2 separate regions of the Homo sapiens genome follow, and region 2 is linked to region 1. The links are chromatin contacts, found by Hi-C or POLR2A ChIA-PET in ENCODE. All regions are on one chromosome and are shown on one strand. The core of a region is the stretch at or near the end of the contact, and the rest is flanking DNA. Distances in the headings are between cores, read along the strand shown. Region 1 holds the start of FHIP2A (FHF complex subunit HOOK interacting protein 2A). Region 2 overlaps LOC105378492 (a long non-coding RNA gene).

Evidence for each region. A loop is a pair of places that touch in the nucleus more often than their neighbours do. ChIA-PET counts read pairs that join two places held with the same protein, here RNA polymerase II (POLR2A). Pooled maps may share reads with other maps.
Region 2: a pooled map shows a loop between it and region 1 (2.9-fold over the local background). The contact joins the enhancer-like site here to the promoter of FHIP2A in region 1. A Hi-C loop is called at or near these places in 1 of 37 single-sample maps with no recorded cell type and 4 of 50 pooled maps. POLR2A ChIA-PET finds 5 or more read pairs at or near these places in 1 of 52 experiments (GM12878).

What each region holds. Positions count from the first base shown.
Region 1 is chr10:114,819,336-114,824,108 of GRCh38, forward strand. It overlaps FHIP2A (FHF complex subunit HOOK interacting protein 2A), which reads left to right and starts at 2,445. Exons shown (of 17, transcript NM_020940.4): 1 at 2,445-2,788. The coding sequence starts at 2,744. LOC124902508 (translation initiation factor IF-2-like) reads right to left here and starts at 3,613. Exons shown (of 2, transcript XM_047426127.1): 1 at 1,938-3,613. The coding sequence starts at 2,766. The coding sequence ends at 2,161. RefSeq lists silencers at 2,194-2,503, 2,514-2,863, 2,924-3,143 and an enhancer at 2,849-3,349.
Region 2 is chr10:114,017,931-114,022,654 of GRCh38, forward strand. LOC105378492 (a long non-coding RNA gene) reads left to right here. Exons shown (of 3, transcript XR_946332.1): 2 at 122-341; 3 at 4,575-4,724. Among named protein-coding and RNA genes, the nearest start is that of ADRB1, 24 kb to the right of the region's middle. Within about 2 kb of position 3,426, at least 2 of the 41 ENCODE cell types and tissues checked have a DNase peak (open chromatin) inside an H3K27ac peak, as active enhancers do.

The sequences.
Region 1 (4,773 bases), core at 1,195-3,694:
AGCCAAAGGGATAAAGGCATTAAGTTCTAACTGAGAAATTTCAGGTACCCACACCTAAGTGGTTTGGAGGCTAGGGGAAGGTTTTCTTGTGTTTTCTCAAATCACAGGCTTTGGGGCAGGTCCGACTGTGCCCATGTATTGAGCTAATTGATGATGTCAGAGTCACAGCAGGCATTCTAGGATGACAATCAGAAATAGGAATATCTGCTCAGTTACAATTCTAGTCCAACTTGTGTGTCTTGAAACCTAGACAGCAGGTAGATGAATCACCATCCTAAATATTGATATTAATCTAGAGCAAAACATATATTTTATTGTGTTTATAATAAGTACACAAAGATAGACATCATCAAATACACACAACTCTAACTAAGACCTCCTCATACAATTAGTGGTTGTAAGGCATTTTGGAACTACAAAATGCCATATAAATGCATGATAATTAGATCATGAAACTAATTATGGTTAATAATATGACTAACCATCTTAAACTGTGTATGAATATAATAACAATAAGCATACATACATGCTCTCAGTTGAAGCAGACACGGCCAGAATTTGGTAAGGGGCACAAAACAACAGAGGATGCCTCCAGCATTCTGGGGGTAGTACGTAGAAAATTAAGGTCGTATTTATCTGCCAAGGAGCACCGCAGGGATATAAACCACAAAAACAGGAGGGAAAAGAAGCCCAGTTAAGATCTCCTCCTTAATTCCTGATTTCTGGCCCTATTATTTTGCTAAATACCACTACCACAACTCAGAACAAGTATAAGTGTCTGTGCATCTCTTACTAGGGACTGGGCACTGTTAAAGTGTTTTACATATATTAATTAATTCCCACAACAACCTCAAGAGGTAGGTACTGTTCTCCCCTTTTGACATATAAGCAAATTAAAACACAAAGAAGTTAAATAACTTTCCACTGTGGGTGGCAGAGCTGGGACTTAGGCTACCCAGCCCCAGAGCCTGGCCAGTTACCACCACTCCATATGACAGCCACCTTTTCTCTGTTCCATGAATCAATTACAGATATATATACGTGTGTGTGTGTATACATGTATATATACGTATGTGTATATATACGTTTGTGTATGTATAAACGTATGTGTGTGTATACATGTATGTGTGTGTGTGTGTGTGTGTGTGTGTGTGTGTGTGTGTATTTTTTTTTTTTTTTTTGAGATGGAGTTTTGCTCTTGTTGTCCAGGCTGGAGCGCAATGGCGCAACCTTGGCTCACTGCAACTTCCGCCTCCCGAGTTCAAGGATTCTCCTGCCTCAGCCTCCCAAGTAGCTGGGATTACAAGCATGTAATCCCATTACACCACCACGTTCGGCTAATTTTTTTTTTTTTTTTTTTTTTGTATTTTTAATAGAGACGGAGTTTCACCATGTTGGCCAGGCTGGTCTCGAACTCCTGGCCTCAAGTGATCCTCCCGCCTTTGCCTCCCAGAGTGCTGAGATTACAGGCGTGAGCCACCGCGCCTGGGCCAGATACGTATTTTCAGCACTGGTTGTGCAAAACTCACTCCCCACCTCATCTTAAGAACTTAATGAACCTTTTGGTAAAACGCCAATACCAGCATAAAACAAATTTCTTCAGGATACAAATATTTTCATAATTTGTATTAACTCAACCTAAACTTTACCAGCCTGAACTGCTTCTTCAAGGCTTGACTAATACACTGTTAGGGAGTATTTTAAGCAGCCTCCACCCAAGTGCTTACCTTGTAGCTCTATTTATCTGCCTTAGGCATTTACTGGACTCCTTTCAGATTCTTTCCCTCGCTAATGTTTTCCGGTATCATCTGATAACTGAATAGAAAATGCTGTTCTGAATCACTACACCTCACTATCAACCATATCACAAATAAATTATGTTATATATTATATATAAATATTATAATGGGCTATTTAAACTAAGCCAGCCGTCTTACCATGTGCTCATGTGGGATTTCCTGTTTCAATGTTGAATAATAATATATTTTAAAGTTAGCAAAGCCATTTCACCTGCAGTCGTTGATTTCTTCAAAATCTGAGCATTTAAATCCATTGCCAATGTTTGCTTAAAGAACACTGTTTTCTTAACGAGTCTTCCAAATCGGTCCTTACAGGAAGAACCTCTGAATGCTATACGCATATATGGACGGCTGCGTGTCCCTACAAAGTCAGCCTGTTACTTCCACTGGAGAAACAAAACTCTTGAGAATCGCTGAGCTGTAAAAATGTTAGAAAGCCGGTGTCCCAGGCGCCCTGAGAAAGCCGGGAGAGGGCGGTGGCTGCCCACAGGCCGCCTCCAGCCCCGCGCGAGGCCGAGGCCTCAGCGCGCCCCCCGCCCCCGCGGCGCCTAGCGGCCCCGCCGCAGGGCAGGCCTGGCCGGGCCTCCCCGGGCTGCGGCGGCGCCCCCTGCAGGCCGCGGCGGGCAGAGCGGGGGGAAGGAACCCGAGCCGGGCTGCCACCGTGTCCCAACCGGTGCCGCCGCCGGAGCTTCTCCGGGCCCCGAGTCCTCGCCGAACGCCCTCCTCGCCGCCCGCCGCGTCCCGGCGCCCTCCGGAGCCGCCGAGCCGCCCGCGCACACCTGAAGCGGCCGGGCCAGGCCCTGCCTCGATCCTCAGCTCGTCCTCCCCGCCCCGCACCGGCCTTCACTCTGGAGCGGCCCCGGCAGCCGCAGCAGGGGCGGCGGCGGCGGATCGAGGAGCTCTCCAGGTCGTCCCGGGAGAGGCTGCTGCAGTCCCGGGACAGGATGTTCTCCAAGTTCACCTCCATCCTGCAGCACGCCGTGGAGGCGGTAAGGCCGCGGGCTGCGGGCGCACGGCAGGCCGGGGATGGCGGCGGCCTACGCTCCCCGGCGGCCTCGGGGACAAGCCGGGCGGCCTTGGCCCGGCCCTCGGCGGCCCTGTCCCCGGTTGGGGTGAGGCCCCAGGCGGGCGCCCTGGGCGGCCGCCGGGTCGTGGGGGCGCCCGGGGCCTCGGGCCTGGCTCTGCGGGGGTCCCGTCGGTCCCTGGCTGCCCCAGGCCGGCAGTCCCTGCCCTCCTCCAGGAGCCGGGGCGGGGGTGCCGGGGAGGACCTGGCCGCCCAACGCCGCTCGGTGGTCGCCTCATTCCTCTGATGGGGCCGGGGGTTCGGGGAGCACCTGGCGGGGTCGCAGAGAGCTCCCCCGGGCTCCCTTAACGTTAACCTTCTCCGGAAAAAAAGTGGTCAGCGTTGAGCAAGACAAAAGAAACGAGCAAGCACCGCTTGGGCTTGGTTCTGTTTTGTTTTGGTTTTCGGGGGTAGAGGTGGGAGAGGCATGGTCTCGCTGTGGGGCGTCCCTGGCGAGGGAGCCGCCGACCAGCCCCCGGGTTGCTGGCTTTTGCTTTCTTGGGCCTGGAGGCCGAACTCAGCTGAACCTTATGTATTGATCTGAAATAGGAGTTTGGAGGGTCCAGTCGAGTTTGCTTTCGACAGCTTCCAAGCTCACCGAGCCCAGAGACCATCTGTTTCCTTTCTTGTCTAGTTCTCTTCCTGGACACTCTTCGTTTATCCTGCAATTGTACTCTCCTTTGAGGGTTTTAGACACCAGCATAGAGACAGTATTCAAGTATCCTAGTAGACTAATAAGTGAAAAGAAACTAAAAAGAAAATGCCTTGTCACTGTTCTAGTAAGAATGCTAGTTGCTTCACTTGTTTACTTTATTCTGGGAGAACTGCCCAAATTGAAAAATGCATTCTGTGCAGAAACAATTACTTTGCTAATTTTTAACATGACATTCTCTTCCTATGTTCATATTATGTGATAGGACACTTTAAAATGTACACTTTAAAAATGTCAGATACAACAATGATTTTTTATGGGCAGGCAAAAATGGAGTTTTTGCCTTCAGTAATAAAAACAAACTTTAGTACAATTGTTATTTAAGTGATACATGAGAAGCGTTAAAAAATTTAGCTCTAGGGCAAGCTCTTGGGAAAATGTATCAAACAGGAAAAACAGGGTTTCATAAATGTAGAGCAGTATTACACGGAGGGAAATGACAGTGGTAGACTTCAAGACAACTTTTAGTTTTTACTTGCTTATACACACTCTACTTTTGTTGAAAGAATTTAACTGCAGTTTATTAAAACATTTAAATTTTGTTTTCTTTAAAAATACCAAGAATCATTTAATTTTATTTATTTATTTATTTATTTATTTTTTGAGACCGAATCTCATTCTGTCACCCAGGTTGGAGTGCAGGGGTGTGATCTCAGGTCACTGCAACCTCCGCCTCCCGGATTCAAGCGATTCTCCTGCCTCAGCCTCCCTAGTAGCTGGGATTACAGGCACCCGCCACCACACACGGCTAATTTTTTTTTTTTTTTTTAGTAGAGATGGGGTTTCACCATGTTAGCCAGGCTGCTCTCGAACTCCTGACCTCAAGTGATCGCCCGCCTTGGCCTCCCAAAGTGCTGGGATTACAGGTGTGAGCCACCACACCCGGCCCGAATCATTTTAACCTTGAATATATGAAATACTTGGGAACACTTAATGAGATACTTGGTAATCAAAATTTACTATATTGCAGTCAGCTGTCTTATCCGTAGGCTCTGCACCTGTGATTTAACCAAACTCAAGTAAAAAAATATTTGAGGGGGAAAAAAATTCTGCAGAGTTCCAAAAAGCAAAACTTGAATTTGCCATATTCAAGTACTGCCTTGAATCCATGTGAATGAAGTGATGTGTAGGCATTGTATTAGGTATTAGAAGCAATCTAGAGATGATTTAAAGAATACAGGTATGCATAGGTTATATGA
Region 2 (4,724 bases), core at 2,176-4,675, 800 kb before region 1:
TGCAGCTACCAACAAGTGACTGTCCTGCTCATAAACCCCTAGGGGCCCTCCACTTCCTACAGAATAGACTTCTACCCCCTCAATTTATCCCTCGCTGCTCAACCAAACCAACTTTCCACAGGTGCCAGGACTTCCTCTCTGTTTCCGGATCACACTCCGTGACCCCATGAGCTCCTCAGGACAGGGATGATGTCACCATCATTTTTGTGTCTTCAACTCCTCCACCTCATAGATTCTCAGTGAATGTTTGCTGAATCAGTAGCGCCAGCTTCACATGCTTTAGAGGCAGAAGATACAAGCTGGAATCTCAACTCCAGCACTTAATAGCTTTGTGATCTTAGGTAAGTTACCTAGCCTCTCTGAGTCCTATGGCCTATGTCAGAAAATGGGGTAAGTGTGTCTACCTTATTGAATCATTTTGAGAAATAAATGGGCAAAACATGTAAACTGCTCAGTCAATCACAAACTCTCCATAAATGTTTAAAAAAAAAAAATCCCTCCCCTGCCCATCTAAAAGTTACCTGTGTTCTAAGACCCTGCCACCGAGCTTGTTCCTTAAGGCTCAGGGAAGGAGAGAATCCAGCTAAAAGATTTCAGTGGCCTTTATTGGAAGGAGCTGTCTGTGACAGTGCCCAGTTTTAGTTATTTCATAAGAAAGACAACTGAGAGAGCTGGGCGTGGTGGCTCATGCCTGTAATCCCAGTACTTTGGGAGGCTGAGGCGGGCAGATCACGAGGTCAGGAGAATCAAGACCATCCTGGCTAACACGGTGAAATCCCATCTCTACTAAAAATACAAAAAATTAGCCGGGCATGGTGGCGGGCACCTGTAGTTCCAGCTACTCGGGAGGCTGAAGCGGGAGAATGGCGTGAACCCGGGAGATGGAGCTTGCGGTGAACCAAGATCATGCCACTGCACTCCAGCCTGGGAGACAGAGCAAGACTCCATCTCCAAAAAAAAAAAAAAGAAGGACAGCTGAGAGAAAACAGGTGAGAGAAGAAATGTTGAAAGGACTGGTGAGGAGGAAAGAAAAACAAGACTAAGACTAAGATAGTGATCGATTCAGAAAGAGAGAGACGTACAGTAGAAGTTTTCTGTCTTCTGGGGAGCATCATAAGATTGTTCAGTTCTTATGAGTTTCAGCTACTTGAAGAGATTAATAATCAAAACCAAGGACAGTAAACTTAGAATAAATGAGTGCACATTTGCTTTATGAAGTTGGGCTTTTTCTGTTAGCTAAAACAAGGAGAGAAAATTCTTCTCAAGAACCATTTAGGTGACTGCCCCCTCTCCAGCCACCCACCTCTGCTGAGCCACAGAGGCCTAGATTCTTCAACACACAGGATTTTTCTCTTTTTTGAGACAGGGTCTCACTCTGTCACCCATATTTAGTAGAGAAAGAGTTTTGCTATGTTGCCCAGGCTCGTCTCAGACTCCTGGGCTCAAGCCATCTGCCTGCCTAGGCCTCCCAAGGTGCTGGGATTACAGCATCAGCCACCGCACCTGCCAACACACAGAATTTTTCATTGAGATGATAGTGCTCCAAGTCCTGATGCAAACAGACTAACCAGGGCTCCAGAGCGGTTGGGTCACCTATATCACTAAGTAGGCCCTCCCCTGAACCTTTATATCCCCCGCCATCAACTCCCATACAATCCTCTTGTTCTCTGTTCCTCCTAGATAGTAAGCATTGTCCTCTGTTCCTTATCCCGAAATATTACTATTTTAGTGAAACTTTTTGAAATTGCAGGATGCAACCTATTTGTGGGTGGTAAAATCAGTTCAGTGGGTTGCAATCAACTATTTTTTAAAATGAGATAGAAAATAATATTGAATCACACACAGTAATGTGAAGTATCATTTTATGAAACTTTTATCTCAGTTACATATGTACAGGTAATATGTACTTTTTACTGTGAGTCTCAGTCAAAAATACTTAAAAAACTGACTTGGGTATCTGTACAGAACCAGTTATGATCATGTCTGATTTCTTTTTATATGTACTATAGCACCTAGCACCCTGCCTTAACACAGAGAAAATGTCCACTAAATATTTATGGAATAAACAGGAATGAATGAATTAATGAATGCACAAATGGATAAAGTACATGAAGTATTTCAAGAGTGAGAAAGCAGATATGGTAAGGTAGAAAAAAGTAAGACTGTCTTTGGGAAAATTTCTTTTACTTTTGGGGAAAGCTTGCTCATTTCAAGGCTCTAAGGTCCTGTTCATCTTGCATAACTGAAGTTTTGATTGGACAAAATATCCACTTGATAATTTCCTACTTCCCAATGTAGTTTATATTGCATGAAACTAATATAACAGTCTTTCAGAACTAGTGTAGTGACATGCATAACAAGATTGGAAGTAGATAATTTTCCATTTTAATGTTAGTGTCATGTCTTACTTAAAATTATCAGTGACAGTGGACGTGTTGGTAAAAAAAGGAAACAAGCTAAACATCCATCCACTGAGAAATGGATTAACAAAGTGGTCCATCCATGCAATGGAACTACTCAGTGATAAAAAGCGATGAAGTATTGATACATGAAACAACATGGATGAACTTTGAAAACATTATCCTAAGTGAAAGAAGCCAAACACAAAAGACAGCATATTGTATGATCCCATTCATAAGAGCTTTATAAACAAAAGGCGGATCAATGGTTGCTTGGGCCGGCGAGTGAGAGTGGGGATTGACTGCAAACAAGCCAAGTGATGTGGTTTGGCTGTGTCCCCACTCAAATCTCATCTTGAATTGTAACTTCCATAATTCCCATGTGTTGTAGGAGGGATCCAGTGGGAGATAATTGAATCATGGTGGAAGTTTCCCCCATACTGTTCTTGTGGTAGTGAATAAGTCTCAGGAGATCTAATGGTTTTGTAAAGGGTTTTCCCTTTTGCTTGATTCTCATTCTGTTTCTTGCCTGCTGCCATGTAAGGTGTCTTTTGCCTCCCGCCACGATTGTGAGGCCTCCCCAGCCATGTGGAACTGTGAGTCCATTAAATCTCTTTTTCTTTATAAATTACCCAGTCTCGGGTGTGTCTTTATCAGCAGCATGAGAACGGATGAATACTCCAAAGGAGGGAATGTTTTGAGGTATTGGAAGTTTTCTAAAACTGAATTGTAGTGATGGTTGTATGGTTGTACAAATGGACACATTTTCTGAAACTTATTTAACTGTGCACTTACAGTGCATGAATTTTCTGCTATGTAGATTATACCTCAATGAAACTGTTAAAAATAATTACAGATGCTTTGAAATGCCTTCTGGCAGTACAGGAGAAAGTTTCCCTTCTACTTCACAGTTGTGGATTTATTTTTTGGAAAACTGGACTTCTCTAAAAAGTCAGACCATTATGTAACCTGGCCGCTTCCCCCTTTTCCAGGAACGCGGGCAGAACATCAATGTCTGTCTATCTGCCTGCTGGTCAGCTTCCTTATGAGGAGGCACAATACCAACTGGCAAGCAGGGCCTTGCTGGTCATTTGCCCACTCACTCAGCAATGGGGATGCCAGGGGGGAAATAATTCCTTTGAAGCCCTTTCTATACTGTTGTGCTCCTCAGCAGACAGGATGTAGGGTCTTTCCTATGCTGCCAAAATCAGCAGCAATTGTCAAAAGAAAACACCAGACCAGTACAATAAATGTGAGGGATTTTTCTCACCAAATAACTCATTTCACTTTGAAAGTACAAAGCAGTTACATTTCTAACCTTGCAACTTGAAATCATACAGCTATTCAAAGCTAATGATCAAGGCAGGCAGCATTTTGAAGAAACAATTGCCATTTTCCTCCTTGCTTGTTCAGATAATGAAGGAATGTGTCTTACACATCTTCTACCCTCTCCTACCCTCCTTCCAAATAGTACCCTGGAACTGTGCTAAGTGCGTACTAAGCTCTGGATAAATACTTGTTGATTTGATTGATTCTTTGTCTACCCTAGTGACAATGGCCAGATTAGAATTGATGGGATGATTCCCGAAAGCTGGGAATGGAACACCCTGTACACTGTGGTCTCAGTAATTTGATTAATGATGATGTGTTTTACAATGATTACTTTCAAATCACAAATCTCCAGAATCCCTCAAATCCAAACTGGGTCTGGAAGGCAGGGGGAAGCTTAACAATATTTTGGCTCTCATCAGTTCATGTCAAAATTACAAACCAATTCCAAGTAGGTGAAAGTTATTATAGCTCACAGTTATATGAAAACCAATTTCAGCATTGCTAATGTTTAAAACAGACAGGTGCTGCGTTCAATTTTTTTTAAATGTCACCAGAGTTTCCACGTGATTTATAATCCTAATTCAAAAAAAGCAAAGCTTATGTGAGTCCTTGGCAAAACGCACAAAATACAAACTAAAATGAACAACAAATGGCAACTCGATATTGAACTGGGAATTACATTTTGTGCTGTTTCATTAACTTTTCCAAGTATTTCTTTCTAAAATGCACTCCTGGCTACCCCCGACACACACACGAGATAAAGGAAGAGTGCACACAGATGGCTCCCGTCCAGGCCACTCAGCGGCTCAAAGTGAATGTGATTCCTGTGTTCTCTCCATGCAGATCGTCAATGATGAAGCATGCAGTAAATAACCCTCCCTCCCTGGAAGTGAAGACAGCCTGTGGGGGAGAACTGGCTCCATTAAAGGCTTCAAGCCACAGGAGTTGTTTTCTCCGGAGATGATGAACGTGGGCTGGAAAAAGAGACAAGAG